3 separate regions of the Homo sapiens genome follow, and all the other regions are linked to region 2. Evidence: chromatin loops called from intact Hi-C (ENCODE). Cell type or tissue: ascending aorta. All regions are shown on one strand. Links, peaks and the distances in the headings refer to the core of each region. The heading gives the core; the rest is flanking DNA. Region 1 has its middle 83 kb from the start of NPNT. Region 2 holds the start of NPNT (nephronectin). Region 3 holds the start of LOC124900749 (a long non-coding RNA gene).

What was found. Hi-C counts contacts between places; a loop is a spot of excess contacts. Peaks named below come from ENCODE experiments on the same cell type or tissue, not always from the same donor. Only the 100,000 strongest peaks of a DNase experiment are listed, where the experiment ranks them.
Region 1: it touches region 2 in a loop (3-fold over the local background); 3 of 110 quality-filtered maps call a loop at or near these places.
Region 3: a loop joins it to region 2, with 2.2 times the contacts of the local background. A loop is called at or near these places in 4 of 110 quality-filtered maps.

The regions. Positions count from the first base shown.
Region 1 is chr4:105,973,066-105,983,015 of GRCh38, reverse strand. No RefSeq gene overlaps it. Among named protein-coding and RNA genes, the nearest start is that of NPNT, 83 kb to the right of the region's middle. In ascending aorta, for the core only: no CTCF peak of the experiment used is centred there; a DNase peak (open chromatin) is centred at 4,115; H3K27ac peaks cover 3,699 bases.
Region 2 is chr4:105,890,999-105,900,948 of GRCh38, reverse strand. It overlaps NPNT (nephronectin), which reads right to left and starts at 5,478. Exons shown (of 12, transcript NM_001033047.3): 1 at 5,226-5,478; 2 at 2,948-3,048. The coding sequence starts at 5,296. RefSeq lists silencers at 4,323-4,617, 4,856-5,065, 5,226-5,795, 6,720-6,769. In ascending aorta, for the core only: a CTCF peak has its summit at 5,271; DNase peaks (open chromatin) are centred at 4,519, 4,838, 5,188 and 5,578; H3K4me3 peaks cover 3,790 bases; H3K27ac peaks cover 5,000 bases.
Region 3 is chr4:105,836,728-105,846,677 of GRCh38, reverse strand. GSTCD (glutathione S-transferase C-terminal domain containing) reads right to left here. Exons shown (of 12, transcript NM_001370181.1): 10 at 8,789-8,819; 11 at 4,544-4,613; 12 at 1-1,237. The coding sequence ends at 1,101. It overlaps LOC124900749 (a long non-coding RNA gene), which reads left to right and starts at 5,058. Exons shown (of 2, transcript XR_007058216.1): 1 at 5,058-9,282. In ascending aorta, for the core only: no CTCF peak of the experiment used is centred there; a DNase peak (open chromatin) is centred at 4,897; H3K4me3 peaks cover 456 bases; H3K27ac peaks cover 1,046 bases.

The DNA of each region.
Region 1 (9,950 bases), core at 1,899-6,898, 83 kb before region 2:
TTGGATCAAGAGTCAAGACTCATCAGTGTGCTGTATTCAGGAGACCTATCTCACATGCAGAGACACTCATAGGCTAAAAATAAAGGGATGGAGGAAGATCTACCAGCAAATGGAAAACAAAAAAAAGCAGGGGTTGTAATTCTAGTCTCTGATAAAACAGACTTTAAACCAACAAAGATCAAAAGAGACAAAGAAGGCCATTACATACTGGTAAAGGGATCAATTCAACAAGAAGAGCTAACTACCCTAAATATATATGCCCCAAATACAGGAGCACCCAGATTCATAAAGCAAGTCCTTAGGAACGTGCAAAGAGACTTAGACTCCCACACAATAATAATGGGAGACTTTAACACCCCACTGTCAACATTAGACAGATCAACAAGACAGAAAGTTAACAAGGATATCCAATATCCAGGAATTGAACTCAGCTCTGCACCAAGCAGACCTAATAGACATCTACAGAACTCTCCACCCCAAATCAACAGAATATACATTCTTCTCAGCACCACATCACACTTATTCCAACATTGACCACATAGTTGGGAGTAAAGCACTCCTCAGTAAATGTAAAAGAACAGAAATTATAATAAACTGTCTCTCAGACCACAGTGCAATCAAACTAGAACTCAGGATTAAGAAACTCACTCAAAACCACTCAACTACATGGAAACTGAACAACCTGCTCCTGAATGGCTACTGGGTACATAACAAAATGAAGGCAGAAATAAAGATGTTCTTTGAAACCAATGAGAACAAAGACAAAACTTACCAGAATCCACACGTAAAGCAGTGTGTAGAGGGACATTTATAGCACTAAATGCCCACAAGAGAAAGCAGGAAAGATCTAAAATTGACACCCTAACGTCACAATTAAAAGAACTAGAGAAGCAAGAGCAAAAACATTCAAAAGCTAGCAGAAGGCAAGAAATAACTAAGATCAGAGCAGAACTGAAGGAGATGAAGACATAAAAACCCTTCAAAAAAATCAATGAATCCAGGAGCTGGTTTTTTGAAAAGATCAGCAAAATTGATAGACCACTAGCAAGACTAATAAAGAAGAAAAGAGAGAAGAATCAAATAGATGCAATAAAAAATGATAAAGGGGATATCACCACCGATCCCACAGAAATACAAACTTCCATCAGAGAATACTATAAATACCTCTATGCAAATAAACTAGAAAATCTAGAAGAAATGGACAAATTCCTGGACACACATACCCTCCCAAGACTAAACCAGGAAGAATTTGAATCCCTGTATAGACCAATAATAGGCTCTGAAATTGAGGCAATAATTAATAGCCTACCAACCAAAACAAGTCCAGGACCAGATGGATTCACAGCCAAATTCTTCCAGAGGTACAAGGGGGAGCTGGTACCATTCCTTCTGAAACTATTCCCATCAATAGAAAAAGAGGGAATCCTCCCTAACTCATTTTATGAGGCCAGCATCATCCTGATACCAAAGCCTGGCAGAGACACAAAAAAAGAGAATTTTAGACCAATATCCCTGATGAACATCTGTGCGAAAATCCTCAATAAAATACTGGCAAACTGAATCCAGCAGCACATCACAAAGCTTATCCACCACAATCAAGTTGGCTTCATCCCTGGGATGCAAGGCTGGTTCAACATACGCAAATCAATAAACATAATCCAGCATATAAACAGAACCAAAAATAAAAACCATATGATTATCTCAATAGATGCAGAAAAGACCTTTGACAAAATTCAACAGCCCTTCATGCTAAAAACTCTCAATAAACTAGCTATTGATGGGACATATCTCAAAATAATAAGAGCTATCTATAACAAACCCACAGCCAATATCATACTGAATGGGCAAAAACTGGAAGCATTCCCTTTGAAAACTGGCACAAGACAGGGATGCCCTCTCTCATCACTCCTATTCAACATAGTGTTGGAAGTTCTGGCCAGGGCAATCAGGCAGGGGAAAGAAATAAAGGGTATTCAATTAGGAAAAGAGGAAGTCAAATTGTCCCTGTTTGCAGATGACATGAATGTATATTTAGAAAACCCCATTGTCTCAGCCCAAAATCTCCTTAAGCTGATAAGCAACTTCAGCAAAGTCTCAGGATAAAAAATCAATGTGCAAAAATCACAAGCCTTCCTGTACAGCAATAACAGACAAACAGAGAGACAAATCATGAGTGAACTCCCATTCACAATTGCTTCAAAGAGAATAAAATACCTAGGAAGCCAACTTACAAGGGATGTGAAGGACCTCTTCAAGGAGAACTACAAACCACTGCTCCAGGAAATAAAAGAGGACACAAACAAATGGAAGAACATTCCATGCTCATGGGTAGGAAGAATCAATATCATGAAAATGTCCATACTGCCCAAGGTAATTTATAGATTTAATGCCATCCCCATCAAGCTACCAATGACTTTCTTCACAGAATTGGAAAAAACTACTTTCAAGTTCATATGGAACCAAAAAAGAACCCTCATTGCCAAGACAATCCTAAGCCAAAAGAACGAAGCTGGAGGCATCACACTACCTGACTTCAAACTATATTACAAGGCTACAGTAACCAAAATAGCATGGTACACCAACATGGCACATGTATACATATGTAACAAACCTACAGGTTGTGTACATGTACCCTAGAACTTAAAGTATAATTTAAAAAATTAAAAAAAAAAGAAAACCAGGACCTTCGATTTGTAAAGAGGCATCTACTCTGCTTGGGGAAAATCAAACTATATAATATGAGGGAGAATGGAGTGAAATGACCGGGATCAGTACTCTGAATCAAAAAGAGTGCTTGAGGTTGACACAAGAGGTTGGGATCCTTTGAAAGAGCCATATAACTACGTAGAGTGTTGTTTTGTATATCAAAGTACCAGCTTTAGCTCTAGAATGGCTAATGGGTCTCAGTGTTTAATGCCAGCTCCAACTGATTAGGAAGGACTGCTTGGCAGGGTGGTGTGGTGTTCATACCCATAATCCCAACACTTTGGGAGGCCAAGGTGGGCGGAGCTCAGGAGTTTGAGACCAGCCTGGGCAACATGGCAAAATCCCATCTCTACAAAAAATACAAAAATTAGTTAGGATGTGGTGGCATGCACCTATGGTCCTAAATAGTTGGGAGGCTGAGGCGGGAGGATTGCTTGAGCCCCGGATGGTGAAGCTTCAGTGAGTCATAATCTTCACTGCAGCCTGGGTGACAGCAGAAGACCCTGTCAAAAAAAAAAAAAAAAAAAAAAAAAAAAAAAAGGAAGGCCTGCCTGCTAAAGTGTTGTCTAGAAGCACTTAAAGCTGAATCAGCGGGAAAGAATCCTCACTGATGGAAGAGTTAGATCCCTAAGCTGAGTTTTCCATACAGGCCTCTAAACTTTGACACCAGCCAGCCATGTGTGCTGAGGAGAGCTGAAGGACACAAAGCCAGAGCCAGGAGGTGATATATGTCATGGACTGAGAATGCACAAGGAAGGCTCACTATAGGAACCCCACAGGAAGGGTACAAATCTCCCTTCCAAACCACTTGAAACTCTGTTGAAAAATCCCTCTTTTGTTAGCTGAACACTGTCAAGGCTAAAACTCTACACATTTCCAAGCAGATTAAAGCAAGCGTTTTTGTTTTTGTTTTTCCTTATTTTGTTTTCACATATTATGCAAAAGCTCCTGGATCTAGTGACATTTTAATAAAGAATTCTCTTTTTTAGAGCTTTAGAAAATCTCCAAATTGGAGATTTTCTATCTCCAATTTGGCTTACAGGTATTCTGCCTTCTATAGTAGGCTTCCAGAATGAAGCTGAGTTATCCACAAAGGCATCTAAACTTTAACTTTAGCCTCAATGTTATAATGCTTTAGTTACCAAAAACTTAGAAGAATGGCACAACGAGCTCAACTATGATGCAAACTCAGGAACTTCCATGACTGTGCTTTGCTTCTTCCCCTTCCAATGGCTCACTGAACAGCTGGGAGGAAGCAGGAAATTTTGTTGCCCTTTTTCTTCTGTTGTTTTAAAATGAAATGTTTTGGAATCTAGGAAGATTCCTAATGGAATGTTTCTTCTCTATTTCTATTTCTAAAGGCTGACCAAGTACTCAGGTCTGGCTTTTCTGGGAAGCTAACACCAGGCCCCCAGGGAATGCTTCCATGGTTCACTGGAGCAAGTGAGGAAAGGAAAGAGCCAGCTATTACAAATAGATCGTGAATCATTTCCTGCAGCATAATTAGTCTTCTGGAATCCCTAAAAGGCCTGGCTAGAGAGGCAGTCCAAAATCCCAGAGAAACAGTTTAATGTTTATGGTTAATCCTTTCAATAGAATACTATGCAGCCATTAAAATGAAGTAGTAGAGGCAAGTTTGTATTAGTCTGCTCTCACGCTACTAATAAAGACATACCTGAGACTGGGTCATTTATAAAGAAAAAGAGGTTTAATGGACTCACAGTTCCACATGGCTGGGGAGGCCTCACAATCGTGGTGGAAGGCAAAGGAAGAGCAAAGGCATGTCTTACATGGTGGCAGGCAAAAGGGTGTGTGCAGGGGAACTGCCCTTTATAAAACCATCAGATCTCATGAGACGTATTCACTATCACAAGCTATTCATGAAGCCTTGTTAGTTACAAGCCTTTACATGTAGGTTTGGATAGGTTTAAATAAAGGAAAAAATCTGAGAGTATATATACAAAAGTGTCAGCAATGACTATTTCCAGATTGAGATATAATGGGTTTTCTGTCTTCCCTTCCTCCTTCCTTTCTTCCATCTTTTAAAATTTTCTCAATATTCTACAGTAAGTATTTATGACTTTTGTGCATTTGCAAAGATGTTCACTAAGTTCCCTGGGTCCCTTTTTCTGCTCCTGACCTTACCCCACACTCCTGCAGAGTTCTTATGACTTGCCACTATTGTTCTGCATAGATTAGAAGAACTTTTAAATCAGACCCTAGTTTGAATCCCAGCACTGGTACCTACTACCCAAGTGACCTTTGGAAATTTGGTTAACTCAATGACTCTCATATTCCATGTTCTATAAAATCAGGGACTTACTACCTACATGAAAGCACTACAGTCAAATGAAATCATTTTCATCAAATGAGGTTAAATGAGATATTAAATGGTATTTAGAGATATTAAATACCATTTAATCTCTCATTTATCTTAGTATTTGTCAACTGTAAAACCATCTACATTTGGTAACTCTTATCACAGTTTCTTTGCTGTTCACATAGGAATAGAAAAAGTCAGGAGGACTCAAGCACAGTGTGGCAGGATCACTTCTTACAAGTGGGTTGGGGGCAAGTAATCACTCATCATGCCCCTAACCCACTTTTAACTGGGTTCATAATCATTCATTTTTGACAGAAATGCTATTATCTAAATTGAATTTCCCTAGTTGTTTCAATAATGGTCTTTCTAGTTATTTCTTCCCAATCTGGTATTTAATCGAAAAGGCTTTAAGAAACATGAGCTGTGAAACCTGAGGAAAGTGATGTACAAGTAGAAGAACAGTTTATGAAATGTGCTGAGATGCAGCCCAGTGTGGTTACTGGCGACAGTGAGAATTACAGCGCAAGGGTCAAAGCAACACATTAAAAGCCAGATTCTCAAAAAATCCCTAGAACTTCTCTGTGAGATTGGGCTTATGCCTGGGGTTAAACAGAACACAATCCTATTAATAAAAATAGCAACAAAAAATTGCCCTTTTGACAGTGAACTATTTACCCCGGTGAAGAATATTAGCATCAATGGTAAGCTTCACTGCAAAAAGAAAGAAGTTGTAATTGCACCTTGCTTGTTACTCATTTGTCTGTTCCCTGCTTTCTCTCAGTGCAGCGTAGATAAGTTCTTTCGTACTTAGAAGCTATTTCACAGAAGGCCTGAAGACATACACAATGATAAGGAAGAAGTATAGAGTCTAATCTACTTGGGCACACAGATAAATATTGAAAGCTTTGTGGATTTTACTTTTCAAAGAAAAGTTGCAGATATTGTGCAATGAAAACTCATAAATCTTTTACCTAGATTCACCAGATGTTAACATTTTGCCTCATTTGCTTTATCTCTTTCTCTCTATATGTACACATATTATTTTTGTTGTTACTGTTGAACCTTTAAAGAGGAAGTTGTGAATTTTTTCATGGGTTTTTCTTCATTAATCTGAATGTCTGAAATGTATTTTCCACAAGGTAGAAAACATTTTGGAGTTTTCAGCTACATTTGAAACTTCTCTAACTTTCAAACTGCTGAGAGAAGATCTCTTAGCAATTGTGCTTTGTGGGTTCCAAAACTAGCCCTGGCCCTTAATAACACTACGGGCTTTCACAAGTCACTTAATCCTTCTCAAACTCAGTTTTCTCATCTGTTGTGGGAGGTAATTATATCTGCACCCTTGGATAGCAGTGAGGGTTAAATGAAATATTGTGGAAAGCACTTTGAAAGCTATACATTTTCCGTGCATATAAAAAACGTTATTCAGACTACCAATGAAATAACGTCGACTCAAGTTCTCCTAATTATACATTAGCCCTGCAACCATGTTGAACCTCATACCTGCAGGTGCTGATGGTGGCTCCAGCAGTGCTGGTGTTGGTAGGCACTCAATAAACCATACGGAGGCAGGAGGCAGGGAACTTCCGTACCTGTCTATGATCCAGCACTGCCGTCTCCAAGGCAGTGGTTCTTAGGCTTCAGTATGCATCAGATTTACTGAAGTATGGTGAAAACCCCTGACTGCTGGGCCTCACCTGCAGAGTTTGATTCTGTAGGTCTAAGATGGGCCTGAGAATCTGCATTTCTAACAAGTCCCCTAGTGATGTTGAAGCTGCTGATTCCAGCATCAGACTTTGAGAACCCACCACTCTAAAGCATGGTTTACCATCTGCCCATCTACCTTAGTTGGGCAAATTTGTTTCATGGGTGTTCCTATGTGGGAGAAAGCTAAGGTTAATAGAAAAGTGTTACACAGTACTCTAAAGTGGTACTTTGCAAAACTTAATGGGCCTACAACTCACTTAAGAATCTTGTTATAAGTGGATTTTACTTCATTAGGCCTAAGGTGGGCCCATGATTCCCAGGTGGTGCTTGCACTACTGGTCCACTGACTACACTCTGACTGATAAGGCTGGAAAGGGCAGCTCATGGCTGTGCATTTGCTTTCTTTAAAAAAGAAAAATGGATATTTTTAAATTTATTGCTAAATATGTTAAGCTTTCTGCTCTCTGCTACTTGTCTGCTTTTCAGATAATTTGACAGTGAGTTCAACCCTGCAATAACCAAATTTTTTCTTTAAAAATTATATTATTTAATAATAGATTTGAAGGAGCTTACAAAAATACATATGAAAATACATATAAAACTTCTGCTCTACATCTATGGCAGGGGTGTCCAAGGCCATAGACATTTGGCTTCTTTGGGCCACATTGGAAGAAACTGTTTTAGGCCACACATAAAACACACTAACACTAATGATAGCTGATGAGCTAAAATAAAATAAAATAAAATAAAATAAAATCACAAAAAACTCAATGTTTTAAGAAAGTTTATGAATTAGTGTTGGCTGCATTCAAAGCCATCCTGGGCCACAGGCAGTTTGACAAGCTTGATCTATGGCTTCTGGATGCAAAAGAAGACTACTTCATGAGAGGGGATGCAGCAGTACTATTTTTCCCCTATTAATTTTAGGTGACACATAATAATTATACATATTATGGAGTATGGGAGTGATATTTCGATACATGTATACAATGTGTAATGATCAAATCAGGATAGTTAGGCTATCCATCACATCAGGCATTTCTTATGTCTTTGTGTTGGGAACATTCAAAGTCCTCTCCTCTAGCTTTTTGAACATATACAATAAATTATTAACTATATTCACCCTGCAGTACTCTAGGATACTAGAACCCATTCTTCCTGTCTGGCTATAATTTTGTATTTGTTAACCAATGTTTTTCTCTTTCCCAGCTTCTAATATGAACAATTCCACTCTCTCCTTCCATGAGCTCATTTTTTTAGTTTCCACATTAGTGAGAACATGTGATATTTCTTTCTGTGCCTATTTTAACGTAAGTCCACGATGCTTATCCATGTTGCCATGAATGACAGCATTTCATTCTTTTTAATGGCTGAATAGTACTATATTGTGTGTATGGACAGCATTTTCCTTATCCATTCATCTGTTGATAGTTTAGGTTGATTCTGTATCTTGGCTATGGTGAACAGCACTGTAAGAAACATGCAGGAGAGCAGTGCTACTGACCAATCATTTAAAACACCTGATGAATTAAATCATCGGGGAAAACACATTCTCTTTAAAATTTAAAAAATGTTCGCCCATATTTTTGCATTTTTGATTGGTGGGCTGGGGGAAAACTATTTCAGAGGCAGAACAGTTAGAATTTGTCAACGATTTGAAGAAATAAAAATAAAAGAAAAATAAAAACAGAAAACCAGTGACAAATTTCAAAGGTTAATGAAATTGATGTTAGTGCTTTTATTCAAAGAAGGAAGGAATTAGCAAGGTCAAGCAGGCTTCGGGGAGAAAGAGGGGTAGATTAATAATAAGCTGTAATTAATACTGTTTGGAGCTCCTTTATGGAATCTCCTTGCACCTTTCCAGTAAACAGTTGGAAATGTGGGAATGTGGCTCAAGAAAGCCAAGGGAGAAGAGGATATCAAGGAATATCAGATGTGCTCATCACTGCCAAATGCTGCTTATGTAATGATACATGTGGATTAAACATTGGAACTTATACACAATTATACAAGTTAATAAGCAGACTTCAAAAGAGCACTTTTGGTAGAATAGTGATGTTAGTTCAGAGTTAGGGAGTGAAATAGCAGTGGTAGCAAGGCACTGGAAAATTGGTCTCATGTAAGTCACTTTCTAAATAGATGATGAAAAACAGAAAACATTAATAAGGAAAGAATCTTAAACTAAGGCACATCAAAGTTACCTGGAGAACTTGTTATACCCAGATTGCAGGGGCTCCACCTCAAGTTTCTGATGCTGTTGGATGGACATGGAGGCAAAGAATTTGCATTTCTAACATGTTTCCAGTACTGAAGTGGCTAGTTTGGGGACTACTCTTTGGAAATCATTGATTTTGATCACAGTATTATCATTCGAAGCCAGATTATTCTTCATTGTGTGGAGCTGTCCTGTGCTTTATGAGACGTTTGGAAACATATCTAAACACTAGATACCAATAGCACCCCCGCATTGTGACAACCAAAAATGTTTCTATGCATTACCAAATGTCCCCTGAGGATGAAAACTGACTGCAGGTGAGAAAACTGCTTTGGATGACCCTACAAATCACGAGTGTCTGCAAGCAGATCCCGAACACCAGAGTGGGGCTTGGTCTAGAAAATGAAGATTTGCGTAAAACAACAGAACAGAGCCTCCAGGGTCGGTCATCTATACTCCTCGAAATTACATATCAGGTTATGAGTGAGGGCTCAGTTTTTAGCTTTTAATGAATTAATCCCAGAAAAATCAAATTGGAACTCACCTCTACTGGAATTTCAGATTGCTTTCAAGTTTCTGAGTCCTGGAGCCCTGAAAAGCAATGCTCTCCAATTCATGAATGTCCCTTTGTCTTTTAAAATACAGGCTTCCTGGATCACTGCCTCACTTATATTTAAGTGTCCTCAATTATAACTTCCTTATTCCGAAGGCCCTGCCAGTTGTTTAAAAAGCAATGTTCTGCACCAGGTGGGCAAGTTTAAATATTCCATGCTCAGAAAAGAAGTTTTTGAAAGAAAAAAAATACACTGGGACTTTGTAAATTTTTACGAATCCAGATCTTGCAACTATGGGCCCTCAGGCCTTCCAGCCGTGAATGTTAATGAAGATGAAGGCCCTAATCTCCCTCAGTACACTTACCATTAAGGCCTTGTTACTCAAATTGTGGAACCAGGACAAGGAGCATAGGCATCACCTGGGAACTGGTTAGAAATGAAGCAT
Region 2 (9,950 bases), core at 2,909-7,908:
TAAAAGTAAAGCCCATGACAGTTAGAAAATCAAATGTTGAATTTTCAATATGCTAGAGATCTGTTTAAGAGTCAAGAACACAAAACAAAGAATCAAAAAAAAAAAAAAAAAAAACAACCAAGGGTATGACCTACAAAAGAACTATGAAAACACAACCTGCCTATTTCTGGAACGGGTCATGCTTTCCCTAGCAGGCAGGAATGTTGGGATAGAATGTTGGGTGGTACAGGCAGGAAGCAGCAGGACAGGTTCTATGCCCATTTGAGTAGCATCTCTGATCCTTCCTTCCTGAGTCCTAGAGGGAAGGATATAAAGTTTCCCAGCTATATCTGGCTCTGCTTAGACATAGTGAGCCAGAAGGAGAGGTCTACCAGCTTTAGCATCCTGCAACATTAGTCGGTTTCTCCAAACAAGACCATGGATAGGAAGATAGCAAGTGAAAATGAAGGGCAGCATGTTTTGTACAGATACGTACATTTGACTCACATGAATATTAAGTCAAACATCTCACAAATGCTCAACCAAACGGAATAAACACTCACCAAAGGGTCACTGCACTAAGGCATAAGGTCTGTTAAATAATATAATGAGGGTACCACCACCTTTCCCTACCTACAAACACACCTTCTATGGGATAAGTTGGGAAGATCTATGCAGTAATGGGAATAGTTTCTTTTTGTTTTGCTATGCTGTTTTGAAGGAAAATTCCAAAGTGAATCATTCAGAAAAGAAGAGAACCAGAGCACCTCTGATGAGGAAGGGAGAATAGCCCTTCCTTATGGGAAAGAACTACATGATTATCTAAAGGTCGAAAAGGCAAAAACATTTCTCACATTAAATTCGCTAGAAGTTCTTTGGAATCTTTATAAGGAATCATATTAGATTGAATTGTTATACAATAGCAAGGCATTTTCTTGAACAAACGTAGTGACAAAACTTTTAATTTCATAAAGACTTTCTTTAAAATAATCAAGAGTTTTCAGAGATATTTCATTCAATCTGATCAGCCTCTTTTTGGTTTGTTCTGCCCCTTCAAGCTTACTTCTCAGCCCCACATTCCTCTACCTGCTTATATCAAAACAAAGACAGGCAGAACTCTGAACTGACAAGAGACATTTGCGCCATCTAAGATGCTGGAAAAATAAAATACACAGAAGGAAACATTCACCTTTGAGCTAATTTTTACAACCTCACCAACTTCAATGTTAATAGTAAAGAACCATTTGTGCCTTTTTAATTGAAAGGGATTTTATTTCACTGTAACATAGAAAACCTTGGAACTACTTTGATTTTGGAAGTATAAACATAAAAGGTGAAGCAAACGAATGTTTGCCTAACTGCTATGTGCGAGCTGCTTGGCTAGACCCTTTGCACGGGGGGTCAATTACATTCTGTTAAAGGGAGATGGTGGTAACTCCAGTTTCCAGTAAACAAAAGAAGTAGGCAAAGCTGCTGTACACTCACTGGTTAGTCTATTCAATATTGTTTTAAGGGAAGATGATCAAAAAAGAAGAATGGTGCCTGGTGGAATTTAGTCTTCTGTAGTATCAGAAGTATTTGCACAGCTGGAGACTGCAGGTATAGAACTACTCATTTTTCACTCAGGAGGGTTATGTGTAGGTGTGTTGGGCCAACAGAAGGGTCCTTTCTTCACATTTTGGTTATTAGAATCTGTTGGTTCTCAAATTCCATACCAGGTAGGCAAACATTCATTTCCTTTACCTTTCTATTCCCAACCAGAGATTGTGGTCTTTATGTGCAATTAGAGTCAATCTGTGACTGTCACTGTCCCTCTTTCACAAAATTAAGGAAGACATTGCAAGCATCCTCAAAAATTAAAATAGCAGAGGGAACTCCTAACTTTCCTGAACTTAAATTTGCCTGACTCCTCACACTAGCAACCCATCTCTAAGGCAGGCTTCTCCATTGCCAGCTCTAGCCTTCGTAACTGCCCTTCTCTCTTCCTCTAAGCCTCCTCCTCATTAGCAATAAAATATATATCCCAATGTAGAACCCAACTTAGTTCCCATCATCTTACCAGAAGTGCCCCCTACCCCCGCCCCAAGCACTCTAAGGGTGCTCTGGAAAGGTACTTGATCATTTGAAGACTATTTTTTTGCAGTAGGAGTGAGATACAATTTTAAGATCGCGATAAAATGCTGGGGACAAATTTCCTAAATTTCTCAAACTCTTTTGATGTAGCTCTAAATTTTACCATTAAAATATCCATTTGTGGTCACAGAAAAGGTGAAAATCAGCTTTCTGATTTGGTACTTATTACATGAGGTTGGTTACTTATAGAACTTACAAATAATGTTGTTTCAGTGGCTTTGTTTCATTATACTGGGTGGTCCATTTAAAACACTGTCAATACAACCCCAGTCCAAAAAAGGATTTACAAATGGGCCACTTTACACAACAGCTATGGTGAGGATTATATAAGTACTCTAAGGTTCAGAGTTTATTTTGTGTAAATACGGTCTAGACTCATTATCTTATCCCCAGTGTAAATACGGTCTAGACTCATTATCTTATCCCCATCTCCCAGCCTGGAGCAAGCGAGTCAGCGAGAGAGAGAGAGAGAGAGAGAGAGAGAGAGAGAGAGAGAGAGAGAGAGAGACAGAGAGAGAGAGAGACAGAGAGAGAGAGAGAGAGAGAAATAAACCTGGTAAGAAAACAGGAAGGAGATGCAGATTTGGGGGGAAAAATGCTAAAAGAAACATTTAAGGTGGCTCTCTGTGAATGACAAAGCTGGGCCGTAATACAGGTGGCTAAAGCTGAAAAGAAGCAGAATAAGGAGTCTGGACTGTACCTGAAAATCCCCAAGTCAGACCTGCAAGGCCAAGCCTTGCTCAGTAATGAACCCTCTGATATGTGGGGTGAAGCCATGAACAAGGTGGAAAGCCACACCTCCCAGGGAACTGAAGTCCCCAGGCTTGATACTCACGCTGACACTGTCCCCAAGACTGGCGAGCCCAGCCCCAGCAGCAGTCAATCCTCCCACCATAACGACATAGGCCAATCGATGACACTATTTGCCTGGGCCACCTACCAAAAAAAAAGATTCAAAATAAATAAGGACACTTTTGAGAAGAAAGGTAATTTCCTCTGTATTATTACTTCAGAAAAAATGTCAACCACACCCAACAATTTTCTACAAACTCTTTTATGCCTGCAGAAATTTAAGGTTAAAACACCTTCACAGAAATAGTTCTGCTATGATCTAATGTCAAATTTCAGACAGTTAAATACCCCATCCCCCAACACACAAGGGTAGGAGAAAAAACGGGAGGGAAAGATGCTTTCTTAAGTAGAAATAGCACCAGCTAACACCAACAATTCTCAAGGCTGCCACTCACAGGATAGTTTCTGAAGCTTGAAATAAAACAGATTCCTCAAAGACCCACACCTGTTACTGGGGTGAAAGCCAGGTTTGACTGATTCACCATAAACTGAAAAGTATTAAGTAAGACATGTCAAAGCAGAAAAAATTTCTGCCTCATATAAAAGGTGGATGGGGGAAGGAGCAGAAAGGTTTCTCAAAAATCAAGTGTAACAGAGCTCTTTTTGAGACATAACTGTGGCAGAAACAAAAAAAACAAAAAAGTACTAGAAAAAAGTCTAAATAAAACCAAGGAGAGTTTAAAGTGTAGCTGATATCTCAAGTATCCTTGTGGTTTGAAACGTGCTTAGATCAACAATTCATAGTATTTTCCTCTCTAATGTAAATAATGCCTAAAGAAAGTAATTTCAGGATACAGATTTATCCACCTGATTACACGTTGACACATTATTTGCTAAATTGTTTCCTTGTTTAGAGTCACACCTAAATGACTTTTTTCCTCTGGGTATCAACATTTTAATTTGCTGTTTTAGACATCTTTTTAAAGTTACAAAAAGCTATATGCATTCACATCATATGCATATCTTGTGATGGGTTTCTTGTTGCAAATATGTGTGCAAGAAATGCATAACATACCCAAATGTGAGCACAGAATTGCTTTTAAAAATAAAATAAAAAGGTCTACACTCTGGCTGCTATCACGTTTTCTTAAAGTCTCCTTATCTTTTTCAATTCCCCTTTTCTTTTACCTGCCTTTCTACCCCCAGGCCCAAAGTACAAAATAACCCCGAACTTTCTATTTCCTCCGACCAGGTAGTGAACAAGCAGCTGTGCTTTTTCTTGGCGCTCCACTGGTTCCCCTCCGTTCGCCTCCGGGTACAAGAAAGCGAATCAATTGTGGAATTGATTCGTTCCAAGATTAAAGGTAAAACAGGTGCGGCATCTTTCTTTAGGACTAGGCAGGGACCTACACGGAGGGGTGGGGGCAGAGGTCGCTGAAGGAAGGCGACCGGGCGACGGTGTGCGCCAGAGTAAAACCTCTTTTCGCAGCAGCCATCTGCACCCGGGACGAGCCTAGTCTGTAATTGCACAGAGGTGAGGGGGACCGAGCACACCCTCCCGACAGACCCAGTGTCTCTCACACACCGGAGCGGCCCCGGAGCGCGGGAGGACCGGCTGAGTGACAGCGGAGACGCGGCCCGAGGTTGTTGGAACCTGTCACAGCACGCCGCCGTCAGGCTCGCCCGAGTCTGAGGAGCGGCGCAGTGTGTGCGCTCTCACACACACATCCACACACTCATGCTCACATTCACGGAGCGCCCACCCTCCGGTCCTCATTTTGAGTCTCCTTCCCTCAAGAAAACCAAATGGAGAGGCCCACAAATCTCCCCCGTAGCCCAGTCGCTGACTCGCACCCACTCTCTGTGTGAGCGGCCCCGAGAGCCCTGAGCAGAGCCCGGGCCTCCCCCCGGGGGCCTGGAAGCTTCCCCAGTGAAGAGCCGTCTAGTTCAGGCGCGGGAGTTTCCCGGGTAAGGGATGTTTCGCGCGTCACCTCGGCGTAGGTGGCTAAACCGCGCCCTCAGAGCCGAGATCCCAGGCTCCAGCGGCTCCTCTCCCTCAGTCCTAATTCCCGAGCCGGGGCGAGTCGCCCTCGGGGGGCCGCGGATGGGGTCCCAGACTCGCAAGGGCGCGCCCTCTCCGCCTCGGGCGGGCACTCGGAGCCGCTGGACCGCTCTCCTCGCGCCACGCTGTGCGGTGGCCCAACTTCTGGATGGAGGAGACGCCTCTCTGACCACGAAACCCCGCGGGGAAAAGTGACCCAAGACAGTGAGTGTGAAATTAGCGCGGGAAGGAGGAGAGGGCGCCCCGGGGCCCAGCTCACCTCCCGTCGAACTCGGCGGCCGCCTGCAGGTAGAGCGAGGATACCAGCACCAGCGCCAGGAGAAAATCCATGTTGGGCAGCGGGTCCTGGGGCGCAGCGCAGTGGCGCGCGAGGAACAGGTTGGGGTGGTGGGCGCCGATGGGAGGCGCCCCTCTGAGAGTCTCGAGGAACCCCCAGCCCTCGCCGCCCGGGCTACTGCTGCCGCTCCCGGAGGACAGCGGCGAGGCGCGCGGCCGGAGCAGGTCTGCTGCGCGGCGCCCGGAGCCCCCTCCCGCTCCCTTCTAGCTAGGGGAGGCGCTGCAGGGGTAGCTGCACCGCCCGCGGGGAGGGGCGCCAGGGGCGGGCAGGGGGTGCGCGTGCGCCCGACTCGCCGCCCTCCCAGCCCCGGGCGAAGGGTGAGCGCGCTCCGCTCCTCCCGGGGGCCCAGCGGGGCAGGCAACTCGGGGGCAGGGGCGCTGCGGGACGGCAGTGGCTCTTGGGGGTTAGCCAAGCAGGGCGAGCCCCAGCCTGGGAGAAAAGTTGCAAACCCTCTCTGGGAGAGGGAAAGCAGGGTGCCCAGCAGGAAAGGGGAGTGGAGGAGGAAAGGAGCCCGAGGCGTAGGTGCACGCTCCGCAGGTTCCGCCCGAACAGGTGGTGACTGCAGGGGCGAGCAGTAGCTTTCACCGGAGGGCGGAGAAGCCCTAGAGCAGAGAGGTTTATGGGGCTGGAGCTGAGCAGTGTCTGCATTTACTAAAACCACAGCACGACTTGGACAAATTAGCGAAGGCAAACTCTGGGAGTTTGCTTTTCCCGCAGAGTTGGCAAAGGCATATTTTTTATTTTGTAACTAACCAAAAGAAATATTTGGCTCTCCAGTCGGGTTTTGAAGAAGAAATGAGCAGACTGTTTCTGTCTCTATCAGCTCAACTCCCGAGCACATTAGGACAGGACTGCCCCTCTAGGGATGAGTGCCTGCCAGAGAGGAAGGGCTGCTACTGCCTAGTAGTGTTGTGGTGCCTGATCTTGAGGGGATCACTTAGAAACCATTTTAAGTAATCATTGTTCAGTTGTTGCAGAGTAAAAAGTATTGTACTAAATGACTGTGTTCAAATGAAAACATGATTATCCTAAGATGTACATGAGCCCAATCAAGTCACCCCTCTTCCCAACCTTACCTCGAATGACAGCCTTGTGCAGTGATCATCTGTCATCTCCCGTACCTCTCAATGTCCTCATTTCTCTTCCTCCAGTCCATGGCCTCCTTGCCTTTCTTGCATGTTCCAGGCATGCCCCTGCCTTGGGGCCAGTAACTGGCTGTTTTCTCTATCTGGACCCAAATATCTACATGGCTCACACCCTCACTTCCTTCAGTCTTTGCTCAAATGTCACCTCTTCCAGGAGGCCAATCATGATCATCCTATTTAAAACTGCAACTTGCCCTCTGCAAATATCTACATGGCACACGCCCTCACTTCCTTCAGTCTTTGCTCAAATGTCACACCTCTTTGAAGAGGCCAGTCATGACCATCCTATTTAAACCTCTAACTTGCCCTCCTTCTGATGATCCTTGGCCTGTCCTACTTTGTCTTTTCTCCATACCACTCATCTTTTATATTACTATATAACTTGCATATTTTTTGTTTGTATGTTTTCTTTCCGCTAGAATGCAAGCTGTACAAAGGCAGGTATCTTTATCACCTAGAACACTGCCTGGCACATAGTAGGTGCTCATAAATGTTTATTCAATTCATTTGCTACATTACAAACGTTTTCCCCCCATCTTCATTTTCTTTTTGAGGTTTCTACAACTTCAAATTTTTAATGGAAAGTTCTGTGGTAGGGTGATTCACTATCCTGATCATTCAGTGTGTGTAAAAACAGGAATTTTCTTCAAGGAAAGGAAAAATAATGGTTTCAACTTAAATGGCTCTTTGATTTCTAAGTTGTTTTCAGTTAGCAAAACAAGTTTCTATTTTAATCTCAAGAAAGATCCATGCCAATTCAGGCTTGGGACATTATTTTAGGCAAACAGCTTGGTGTCATCCATTTCAGGTCCTTCTAATGAAGTCCAAAAATGTAGGAGTCAAAATATTTTTTCTGCAGAAAATCAAATTTTTGTAAGTGTAGGCATGGTTCCAGGTTCCAGTGGCTACTCCTTAGCTGTTTTTGTTTGTTGGTTGGTTAGTTGGTGCCTGGGTTAGATTTACAAATAAACCTCACTGTGTGCAATGGATGATTAGAGAGAAAGGGGGTAATATACGGCTAAAAAACTGGAGATCTAAGGAAAAGACGAAGAGTGGTGGATGAAAACAGGATAAATAACTGGAGGGAAAAGTGTAATGCCCCATCTACATGCGTCTTTCTTTTGTTTTCCATATATTTGCTTTGGCCTAGAAAACACTCCTTCTTCATTTAAATTTAGCCTCCTCTTCATTCCTCTTCCTTCTTCATTTGGACAATCTCCCCTTACCCTTTGAGTTTAAATTTAGCCGACAGTCCCCCAGGAAGCCTTTTCTGACTTTTTGATTGGCTGAGACTAGTGTTTTATATACTTCTATTACACTTAGCATGCTCTAAGGTAGCTCTTAATGTATTGTGTTGTCATTGCCTCCCTACCACTCTGGGTCCCGTGAGACATTAGTCTAACCAATAGAAGGGCCAGGGCAGTGTCTGTCTTGTCACTATATCCCTTATCCCCAGCACAATGCCTGGCACAAAGCTTAAGTTCAGCAAAGATTAAACAGATGGATTGGATTAAATTGAATTCTGCCTGTGAACTTTAGCTTCTCCCTTCAGTAAAATGTAGCTAATTATATCAGTCTTTGTTAAATCATGGAATAAGGAGAATCTAAAGGATTTCCAAGGTCTAACTGGTTATTATGCTGCAACTATGACCACCAATGATCATTCCGAAAAAGAGGCAGAGTTGCCATGGGAGTGACATTTCATTATCTCAGTCTTAAAAACAAATGAGCAAGAATGAGATCAAAACAGCTAGCTTTTAGCAATAACTACTTTTTCAGGAGGACAAACTTTTGATAGGCTTCTTACCAGGTAATGACACCTTGCAGGTAGTAATCTCAATTTTCTCGTGCACAAATAATTTTCTGTGACCATTCATAATGTGATACAGATAAATAGCAAAACAGAATCAAACAAACACAACTTCAGACCTTTCAAATTTAGAAGCTCATAGTCTTTTTTCTTTTCAGTAAATATTTATTAAGGACCTATAATGTATTGGCCATTTCTAGCTAGGTGCTAGGATTTCAGCTAAGGACAAGACAAAGTCCTGCCCTGAAAGGGTTTACATTCCAGTGGGGGAGCAATACAGAAGGACTATGTAGAGAAAAAAGGAGTAAGGAGAGGATAAAGGGAGGTTACGGTTGTAGAAAATGATGGAGGTGTGATTGTAGATGGAGTGCTTTGGTCACCTTTGGGGAAGTAACATTTGAGCAGAGACTGAATGAAGTGAGGGAGAGAGCCACGTGAGGGTGTGGGATGCAGCCCATGTCCACGCAGACAGTAGAGCGGTGTGTTTTCTCTATCAAGCTCTGAAATGACTTCTCATAGTTGGTGTCATACAAACCATTAAACAAGATATTGCTCCCTCTCTTCCCACACCCCATACACAGTAGTGGCACAGGCATAGGATGACTGCTTTTAAAAGCTCCTATTAAGATAAAGATACACATAGCTTCTTGTTCACAGCAATTTTGACTCACAGCTGAGCAAGAATTATGGAGACTCTCTGTTCTGGCAGTGCAGAAAGTGCCTTGGTTAGACATTTGGGATACTCTGCTTCTCTTAGAGGAACTACCTTGTCCATAATTTTCCATAGCCATATCAGAAGTGACTGTTACAGAAAATGCCTTCCTAGGGGGCTGCATATCATTCACAACCCCTTTTCTGCTGATAAAAATTTGAAGGCTTGAGTATTGCTTTAAGGAGCTAACAGATTCATGGTTTCTGTGGCAACTAGATTTCCTTAAAACCGTAATAGGCTTCTGATCTAATTGCTTCCAGTCAGTTGCTTGTGGAAATAACAGCAAAGTCTTTTCTAGTCCTAGTTCTGAAGGCTGCTCTATTTCTTTGCTTCCTTGTATCCATACTTTACTTTCTCATCTTAATGGAGGGCCACCTTGAGGCTAGCTGAAATAATAGTGTTGCTTAGGAGGGCGATACCTTACTCTGATCCTTGCCACAAGGCTTGGATCCCTGCATTTTTATTAATGTTTGGGTCACAAAAACAGCTGTCTTCTTCAGCCCTGAGAGGCCCTTAATTTCTGGACATTCTCACTTCCTTCCATTTCTGCTTGCAAAGCAGCCAGTTCTTGCCTGAGTTCATCTTTCTTATGATACCTTACTTAAATCAACAAAGAACAGTGAAGTACGCTAACATTCTCATTTTTACAACTATATTCCTTTGACTTGGATATGTGATGTGCCTTCCAAGTTATTATAGATAACAATTTTATGAAATAGCATAAGCATCACCAGCTTTCTAGCCTACACAGAGCAGCTATAGTTATGCCTTGTAAAACCACAGTCCAACTGAATAATCCCTCCAATGACTTCCCATCATAAACAGAGCAAAAAAACTCTTTGCTCTGCCCCCCTACCTATATCTTTAATTGCAAATTTGCCTGACCATTAAGAAAATGCAGGGTTTTAAATTAAGAAAGCATCTTTTCTGGTACCAATTTCTATGTCAGTTAAGGTGAAAGGTTAAAATGCTACAACAAA
Region 3 (9,950 bases), core at 2,052-7,051, 53 kb after region 2:
AAAAAAAAAGCTTAACTAATTCTTTAATCTTTTTCTTCTAGATGATCTACTTCCATAGGCAAAACATTATGTCTTTTGCAACTCATCTTTGAATTGAAAAGAAACTAGGCCAAGGTCTTGAAAATACTGGATCCTCAATAATTACTTATAAACTTAAATGTATTAATCAATGTACTTATTGTTAAAATGTATGTCCAAATTCCACATTCCCGTAATAGGAAATTTATGGCAATTATTTAATAATTTGAACCAGTGACAATCTCATTTGGTAATTTATGGGAAATTTATTTATTTATTTATTTGTTTATTAATTCATTCATTGATTTATTTTGAGTCTGGGTCTCATTTTCCCAGGCAGGAGTGCAGTGGCGCTATCAAGGCTCACTGCAGCCTTGACTTCCTGGGCTCAAGTGATCCTCCCACCTCATTTTTTGGATTTTTTTGTAGTGCAGGCTGGTCTCGATATCCTGGGCTCAAATGATCCTCCCACCTTGGCCTCTCAAAGTGCTGGGATTATAGGCATGAGCCACCATGCCTGGCAGAAATATATTTAAAAGGAGTATATTAAATGCTATACAAGTTCAACTAACCCCAGCTTAAAAATAACTGTACTATAATTACCTGACTAGATTTTTTTAAAGTGATAGAAAAAGTACAATTGTTAAAAATATAAAAAACAAAAAACTCCACTGAGTCTACTTTCAGTTCCCATGTGAATATCTAAATAAGTATAAAATAAAGGCTGTAAGTGCGCTGTTTTGAATTAAACATCACATTGGCAAGATCAGAGGAGCTTGTGAAGTGAGAAGGAAATTGTTATTCCTGTGATGGAACCTCCACTAGTATTATTCTTTTGGCAGCTGAGACTTCAGGGGATTCTCACTATAAAAACCAGCAGTCCTTTAATCACACATTGTAAAGCATTTGTGATGCTTTGCAGGGAGCCTTTACTTCCAAGATTTCCCTGTTGCTTTCCTTCCTGAGCACAATAGGTTCAAGATGGCTAATGCTGTTTCCTAGTTATGCCAAGAACCTCCTGAATGCCACTGGGCATCCAACGTGAAGACGGATGGCAAAATATCAAATGTGAATATCTCATTTTAAATGGGGACTCCCACAATCATGTTATTTTTGGGAGAGCAGCTCTCTGGCTCCATGGATATCACTTGAACGGAGTATCCACATTCTTCTGCAGCTCTTGCTCGATCCAGATCCACCAAGCACATGCACTGTTTTCCTGAAACACAGTCAAATGGTATCATGAGACACCCTTTCACTAGCAGGACAGTTTCAGTTTGTTTAAGGGAATCTATATAGTGACAAAATCTGCAAGTACTATGGAGCATGCTTTGTACCCCTAAGTCTTGTTTAGTTTCTTTCAATTTACTTCTTGATCAATGTGGAAAGATGATGGTGACAAAAACATGGCACTTCATATATTTGCCTCTGCTAATAATTTAAAGAATGTTAACCTTTTCAGATGTATTTATAAGCAAATCTCAAATTAGAGCCTCAGACTGTATTTCCTACTTTGGTTAAAAATACATTTAAAGACCTTTTCTCTGCTTTCCCTATAAAACTAGATTATCTGTAATGTGGAAAAAAAATTTGTCTTTAAGAATATTTAAAATAACATGCTGATTAAGTGGTGTCTGAAAGACATTAGCTTTTCCAGCTGAAGTTTTTTAGGGCTATGAAGAAGTGAGAAATGAAAAATATTTAAGAAAATTCTCAATTACATGCCTTTTATTTCAGGTGGAAATGTAATGTTGAGTGTAGTATACTCTTAATTTTCTGAGCTCCTGTCCCTCTACAAAATAGTGGTATTGTATTTCATTTACAATCTTTGGAAGACAAAAAAGGAAACCTGACTGGCAAGAAAAGCAGTTAATTTGTTTTCCTTTGGCAAACACAAACTTCAAAAGTAGCTTGGGAAAAATGATTTGGGGCTGAATATATTCAAAGCCATGATTTACTTTTATACTTTCAATTGCTTTAAATTCAATATATAAGCTTCTTCAACCCCCTGGAAAAAGATTACTGACTATGCAGAACTTCATTATATTTTTCCTAAACAATTATAATAATGGCTAAACATTGAATGACAGTGGAAACTGATAAACTAAAACAACTTCAGAAATGAAGACAGATCACCAAAATAGAAAAGTTCTATGAACAACAGAATCCTCACAGAAAAAAACAGTGGAAGGTGAAATCAGTAGGTAAGAATTAGCAATGAGAGACTCACATTTAAAATGTTTATTTTGTACATTTTCCTTAAAAGAGCCCATCCCACAAAGAATAAACTGGGTTAGAAATGATATAAAAAGAGATGTCCAGAATTCCATTTAGGCAAAATCATCCCTTCTTCATTAACAGCCTTATGGCCGACATTCTTTTTTTTCCCTTAAAATATTGTCTTTCCTTTAAGACATCTGTAAATGTTTCTCCCATCTACTTTTTAGCTTAAAATGAAACATTCTGTGTCAGAATGGGATGCTCTACATTCCTTAAGTACCCACCCAGGGTTTACATTGAGCTCATCTACCCTTGGCTTTGATCCCAGTCCAGTTAATTTTTCCTTTTCCATTATGTAGAAGAATTTCATGTTTTCACATGTTGAAGTGTCTCTACAACTGAAATTTAGCTGCTGATAGTCTACCTTTGTGGGCCTGGGGAGGAATGGCCTGTGTAAAGCAGAGATGTAGACGTGACAGCTTTCTCTCAATGTGATTCCCCCCGTTCTTCCCATTGCCAAATGCCCACCCCCACCCCCACCACTCTAGCAACTTCCCTGCCAGATACTCCCCTTTAGTTTGATACCTAAAACACACATCTACCATGTACCCATCCATCCACCATACTAATTATGTCTTCATTGGATTGCTATCATTTGAATGTGTCCTCCAGAAAGCATGTGTTGGAAACTGAATCTGCAATGCAACAGTGTTAGGAAGTGGGGCCTAATGTGAGGTCATTAGGCCAAGAGGGTGGAGTGAATGAATTAATACCATTATCATGGTAGTGGGTTCATTATCTAGAGTGTGGGTTCCTTATAAAAGGACAAGTTCAGCCTTCTCTTGCTCTCTCTCTTGCCATGTGATGCCTTTCATCATGTTATGATGCAGGAAGAAGACCCTCACCAGATGCCAGCCCCTTGATCTTGGACTTCCTAGCCTTCAGAAATGTGAGCCAAATAAAAATTTGTTCATTATGAATTACCCAGTCTATGGTATTGTGTTATAGCAGTGCAAAACAGACTAAGACATGGGTCTAGTGAGTGGAGTCTCATCAAATGTGTATTTGATTAATTCAAAGTGTTGGAGATGGGAAAAGGAGGAGCAAGAAGGAAAGGCATTGAAAGACAAAGAGGTTGCAGGCAAGAGAGAATGAGTTCTTTCCAAATGTTTATGCTGCAGAGAGTGAGAAAGAGAAGGAATCACTTACTCCTTGAGTCTCAGGTCTCAGGTCTCCAAGTGTGAGCATCTTGCTATGCTGCCTTTGATTTTAGAGTTTAAAGATAAGGATTTCTCATACGACTTGGTCTCTGAATGTAAGCTAACAGCTTCATCTGGTGCTCAGCCAAAGAAACAACAATCTGTTTTCTAGTATATCATGGAGGAAAAGGGGCTACATTGTAAATTTAGAGAAAAAATATAATGGTGTCCAATGTTGGGTTTCTCTGAATAATTTTAAGATTAGTTTTGACTGAACCCACTTATCTTAAACCCTGATATGACACCAGTATGCTGGGAAGCAGTAACTAAGGTGGACAAGAACTTCATGTCCAGAATCAAATAAGTTGGGTTCATAGTATAGCTCCATCATCTACCAGATGAGGGACCCCAGGAAAGCTTTTGTCTCAGTTTTCTTATCATTAAAATGTAAATAATAGTACCTACCCCATATGTATATTTGTAAGAATTTACCAAGATAACAGTCAAGAGCATTTAGCTCAGTGCTTAAATGTATAACTATTAACTGCTATTATTCTTTTAAATGTGATTGTTTTTTCTAAAGTGATGTCTTCAATAAATCAATTACTTATTAAACTTGAAATGTTTCTGTGGTCTTCCAATTTAGGTAATATTTAATATTGTCAAACAAATTCATCTATGATAAATAATACACAAGTATCCTTTTTCCTGAGAAAGAAAACATTATCATCCCTGTGTATACATTTTATAATGCATCAATTTTGGTATATATAGTTGACTTTTTAATCTTTATTATTTTCTTTTATGGCTTTTGATAGATCTTGCAGTTTGTTCATAACAGTAAGAGATTTAATGTAAGAATTCTACTCAATGTACAAACATTCAAAATACATTTAAAAGTATTAAAGTTAACCAAAATAGGATAAAATGTTATAGTTACAATACCCTTTTCAATATGAATTAAGTTTTTTTGGGAAGAACATATTTAGTTTCTCATTGAAAAATAGACTTCATGTTGCTAAATTTTTCCCATATAGACTTGGTCCAATCATTCCCAGTCATATTGTGCATAATACACTCAACAGCTGCTCTGTGAAAACACATACCTATGAGCCTTCGTTGGGGTGGGAGCTGGACAGCTGTCTGGTCTGCAAATCTGCACAGAATCATGTGTTCCTAAAAGAAAAAGCAATAGAATGTGGGTTTATTTTTATCTTCTGCTTCAAAGTTATAAAAACAACCACCAAAAAAACTACCTCATTTTTCTGGAGTTCAACATTGTTTAACTGAATAAAGTACTGCACAAATAGTATTTTTGAAAAAAGTAAACTTTCAGAAGATGGTACTTAATAATTTCTTCCCTTCAAGTACACTGTATTTTTTTGTTTTGTTTTGAGACAGTCTCGCCGTCGCCCAGGCTGGAGTGCAGTGGCGCAATCTTGGCTCACTGCAACCTTCGTCTCCCAGACTCCCAGTGATTCTCATGCCTCAGCCTCCGTGTAGTTGGGACTACAGGCACATGCCACCACATCTGGCTAATTTTTTGTATTTTTTGTATTTTTTTTTCAATAGAAACGGGGTTTCACCATGTTGGCCAGGCTGGTCTCGGACTCCTGGCCTTAGGTGATCTGCCCACCTCAGCCTTCCAAAGTCCTGTGATTAACAGGTATGAGCCACCATGCCCAGCTGGCCCAGATGTAGCTCTTAAGAATAGATGCACAGAAAATCCTCGGGGTCATTTTGCCCAGTTGCTTTTAGCTGAAATATAAAAATATGGTTACATTTTGCTATTATGTGTTAAATTAAAAGACCAAAAATTCACTTATATTTTTCTTTTATAAAATGTATTTGAAACTCTGGAATGTGGTTCTAGGCAGTCTTGCTAAGTGGGTTTTCTTTTCTTTCTTTTTTTTTTTTGAGACGGAGTTTTGCTCTGTTGTCCAGGCTCCAGTGCAGTGGCACAATCTCGGCTCACTGCAACCTCCGCCTCCTGGGTTCAAGCAATACTCCTGCCCTAGCCTCCTGAGTAGCTGGCACTACAGGCGCACGCCACCATGCTGGCTAATTTTTGTATTTATTTATTTTTTTTAGTAGAGACAGGGTTTCACCATGTTGGCCAGGCTGGTTTCGAACTCCTGACCTTGTGATCTGCCCGCCTCTGCCTCCCAAAGTGCTGGGATTACAGGCATGAGGTACCGTGCCTGGCCTGCTAAGTGGCTTTTCATTCTATCAGAGGAAAAGGAAGCAATGCAGATCACTGTGTGGCTTCTGTAGTTTTCTGGGATATCCAGCAGGGTGGTAGCTAGTTCTTGGCTTTTCCTGACTCTTCCCTTCACTTAGTCCTTTTAGAGGAAAGAAGCTTGATTTCTTTCTCTCACTCCAAAAGGCTGCAGGAAGTGTATCCCTTTCTGCCTTAAGACAAACTGTAAAGACGGCCTGAGGTAAGGACCTGATTATTACTTCTGCTTAACAGTCTTAGAAAAGAGTGCATTAATGAAAAAGAAAAGAAGGCTTTAAAAGCAGAGTTGATGATTTTGCACAGTACTCTTAAATCTGCATGTAGCCAAAAGTGAGTGATTAGGCAGAGTTGAAATGAAGCAATGATCCCACGACAACTGTTCATTCAGAACAGCTGTTGTTTCTAAGTGTGTACATAATCTCACCTGTCAGCTTAGCAAACAGGTTAAATTCAGATTCATCATTTGTTCCTTTAGTATTCTGTACATTAAATTTGAAGCCTCCATTTTTAATAAGTGAAATGATTGTGGCAATGTTGGTTTTTTAAAAGGGATATCTTTGTCTAAACTTGTATGCTTAAAAAAAACATTTTAATGCTCACTATAAAATTTCATGACAATGGGTGAGAAACTAATAAAATGGTTTCAATGAATAACTTTAACTCCCCACAAACTAACAGGCATCAACGAAAGGAGAGAAGGAAAATTTAGAATTACATGATTTGAAGAAACAGTGTGCACTTTGTCCTCATGGTGTTTGTAAATTAAGATTCATTTTATATAATGGTAATGTCAAGGCAATCGCAATCTCAGGTAAGATTCAGTTCTCTTGTACTGATAAGTCTCACCATATTTTATTGGAATTATTTGTGTGTATGTTCTCTTTGGTCAAAATCAAGTTCTGAAAGGGCAAGGCACATGGTAGGTACTCAGTAAAGGTTGCTGTCTAAATTGAACTGCAGAGAAAAACACTTCCAAAGTGAGTCTCAAGATACTTTGGCACAAAGTTCTGAGGCCTTCAAAAGGCCAAGCAGCTTTTGGGGGTGTTGGAGAAAGAGTAGATAAAGGTTATGACTGGTGTACTGGGGAGTTTCTGCTTTCTGAAAGACTCTGTGTGCCCTGTCCCTACTGTAGAAATTTTACATTCTTTTCTAGCCAGGAGACCATGGGCAGCCTATCTCTTCACCACCCTTGATTTTTTCCATACATCCTTTCATTGTTTGGTTTAACTAGCATCACTCAAAGGAGGGATTAGAAACAGGGGTCTAGTTTTTGTTTTCCCAAGTTCTTTTTTCTTTTCTTTCCTTTTCCTTTCTTTTCTTCTCCTCTCTTTCTTCTCTCCTCTCTCTCTCTCTCTTTTCTTGAGACAGAGTATCACTCTCTCACCCGGGCTGAAATGGGAATGCAATGGCACAATCTCAGCTCACTGCAACCTCTGCCTCCTGATCTCAATCAATTCTCGTGCTTCAGCCTCCTGAGTAATTGAGATTACAGGTGTGTGTCACCACACCCAGCTAATTTTTGTATTTTTAGTAGAAACAGGGTTTCACCATGTTGGTCAGGCTGGTCTTGAACTCTGTTCTCAAGTGATCTGCCTGCCTTGGCCTCCCAAAGTGCTGGGTTTACAGGCGTGAGCCACTGCACCTGGGCTGTTTTCTCAATTTATTTTCTACTTTATTGACATAGCCTTGTGAAAGAAAGGTGAGATGTTTTGAATGTTATGCAAATAAAGTTTCTTGGGTCCTAATGTTTCTTCCAAAATCATACAGTTTCCTAAAATATGTAAACTTTTAATCTAGTAGGTGAAGGCCAGCAATGTTGTGGTTTTGGCTGAAAGCATGAACACTAAAAGTTCTCCCCTTTCCATATCTGTGCATATTTGTACAGGGTGCGGGGTTGGTAGGAAGAGGGGAAGGTGTGAGTAGCACATAAGGTGGTAAGAGACAGAGCTGGAAGTGGGCATTTGAGTTATAAAGCAGGAATGAAGGAGATACAGCTGCTGATGTGGTAACAATGAACATTTTTAGGTCACTATACCTCACTATATTTCAACTGTTTGATGGAAGAGAAAGTAAAAGTCCTAAAATATAGGGGCTGGTATATAAAAGGAGACTATGTTTTTAGTGAGTCTGTGCAAAAAGTGGCATTAACTAAGAATCCAAATGAATTTGTCAACTTCTAATGGAATTATTTATATATTTTTCTCAAATATTATCATTTCTTAAATTGTATTATATCATGCTATTGACCAGTTAATTGGATAGTGGTGATGTTTAGGAAGCTAGAAACTGTTTTGATCAGATTGGTGACTAAAAACTATGTATGTTCTGACTACTTTTGGAAGACAATTCTCTGTGGGTCTCTTGTGTTTCTTCATGTTTTACAAGCAGAGACACTGACTGTCTTTGTTCCAGACCAATGGTCAGCAAGGTTTGGCCCACAGGCCAAGTCTAGCCTATGACCAGTTTTTGTGTGGCTTGTGAATTAAGAAAGTTTTTATATATTTAAAGAGTTGTAAACCAACAACAAAAACAATAAGAATGTCAAGGACAATGAGAGGAATACTTGGAGATTTGTTATGGCCAGCATAGCCTAAAATATTTACTATCTGACCTTTTACAAAAGAATTTTCCTCTGTTATAGATTATCTTTTCAAGCACGTTTACAGAGTAAACAGCCTTGGAAAATATATAGTTTCTCCCTCTGGAACAAAAGGGCAGGTGTTACCTGGCCCATTTGCTTCTGCCCTGTGGGAATTGGGCCATAGAGAGTCAGTGTGAAAACAATGGTATTGTGGCTACCACTATTGCCATGAGCAACAAACTGTCTTTTGTCTCTGACTTAGGGGTCTCATATCTTCTGCCAGCATCCACTGGGCAGGCTAACTTGTTAGACTGCAAGTAGAGTTAAAATCTCAGACCCTTCACAAATCTTGTTACCTACTTGAAGAGTTAATCTGGATTTGCAAAAGAAAGAGAAAAAGAAACCCATATTAGACATTCATGAGTTATTCAATTATAACTATAGATTATTTACTCCACTAGAAATATGAGAGGGAAAAATATAAAGGATAAAAAGTGTATTAGGATGATATCTAGATCTTTTTAAGGTTACCTTGTATGATAAAGTTTTCTTGAATTGTTCACTGAAATAGAAAAAAAAGGAATTAGTCATCATTCTAAATATTAAGAGTAAGATAATCTTGAAGAAACTAAATTATATAAAAATATGCTTTGTATGTAGAAAGCATAAAATGCTATGGTGAAGTAAAAACTATGCCAGTTTGAAATGCTTTTATAAAAAGACAGAAAAGCATATCATCAATATGTTATTAATTTTAAGAAATCTATTCCACAGATTGTTTACACTGTTAGAGAAGCACCTTTTTTGTCTCTATCCCTCATGGGAACACTAAGATCCAGGTGTTTTAACATGTGGGTTTTACTGTTATTCAGATGTGCACAGCCAACAGATCAGGAGAGGACTGCCATTGAAAAGATACTTTATTACTCACAGTTCCCCAAGAAGAGGGGGCATGCCATGTGATGAAGGGCCACATGGGGAAACACCAGTATAGGTCAGGAGGCGGTTTCCATGGGAAGAAAAAGGTGAGGTAAGCAGGCTTGGGAGTGGCTAGTTTGAATAATTTCAGTGAACTCAGGCATAGGGCCGTTCCTACTTGTTTGATATCTGGCCCTAGGGTAGTAGGGCAGGGGGATAGTGGCCTGGAAGTAATAAGAGCTTGATAAAGGAGGTAGTTGTGGGATAAGGGCTCTGGGTTGGTGAGTTTACTTATGCAAGGTATGTTTGTTGATAAGACCTTTACTATCTCTAGGAATTGGCTAGCCCTGGGAGGAACAGTCTCTCCAGGATTAGCAAATAGTAAAACATCAGAAAATTTAAAAAGGCATGATTAATACATCAGGAAATCACTGTTGTCACAGCTAATAAAGATAAACATACATTCAATTCCATAAACATTGTCTTTTATTAATGCTATAACCTTCACTCTTAAGTCATTCAAAAACATTGACTTATACATTTGATACTAAATTTATTAGTGCCAATTAGTTTGTTTGAAAAGAGTACTTCTTTCCACGTACTATAGAAACAGTATGCTATTTATAAATTCCCAACTGTATTTTTGGTGATTGAGATAGGTCTTATTCACAAAGAAACTTTCTAAAGATATCAGTTCAAAGGACAAGGGAGGACAAATGTCAGTAAATCTACATAGGTGTGAAAAAGACAGGAAGTGGTAGTAACATACTGTAAA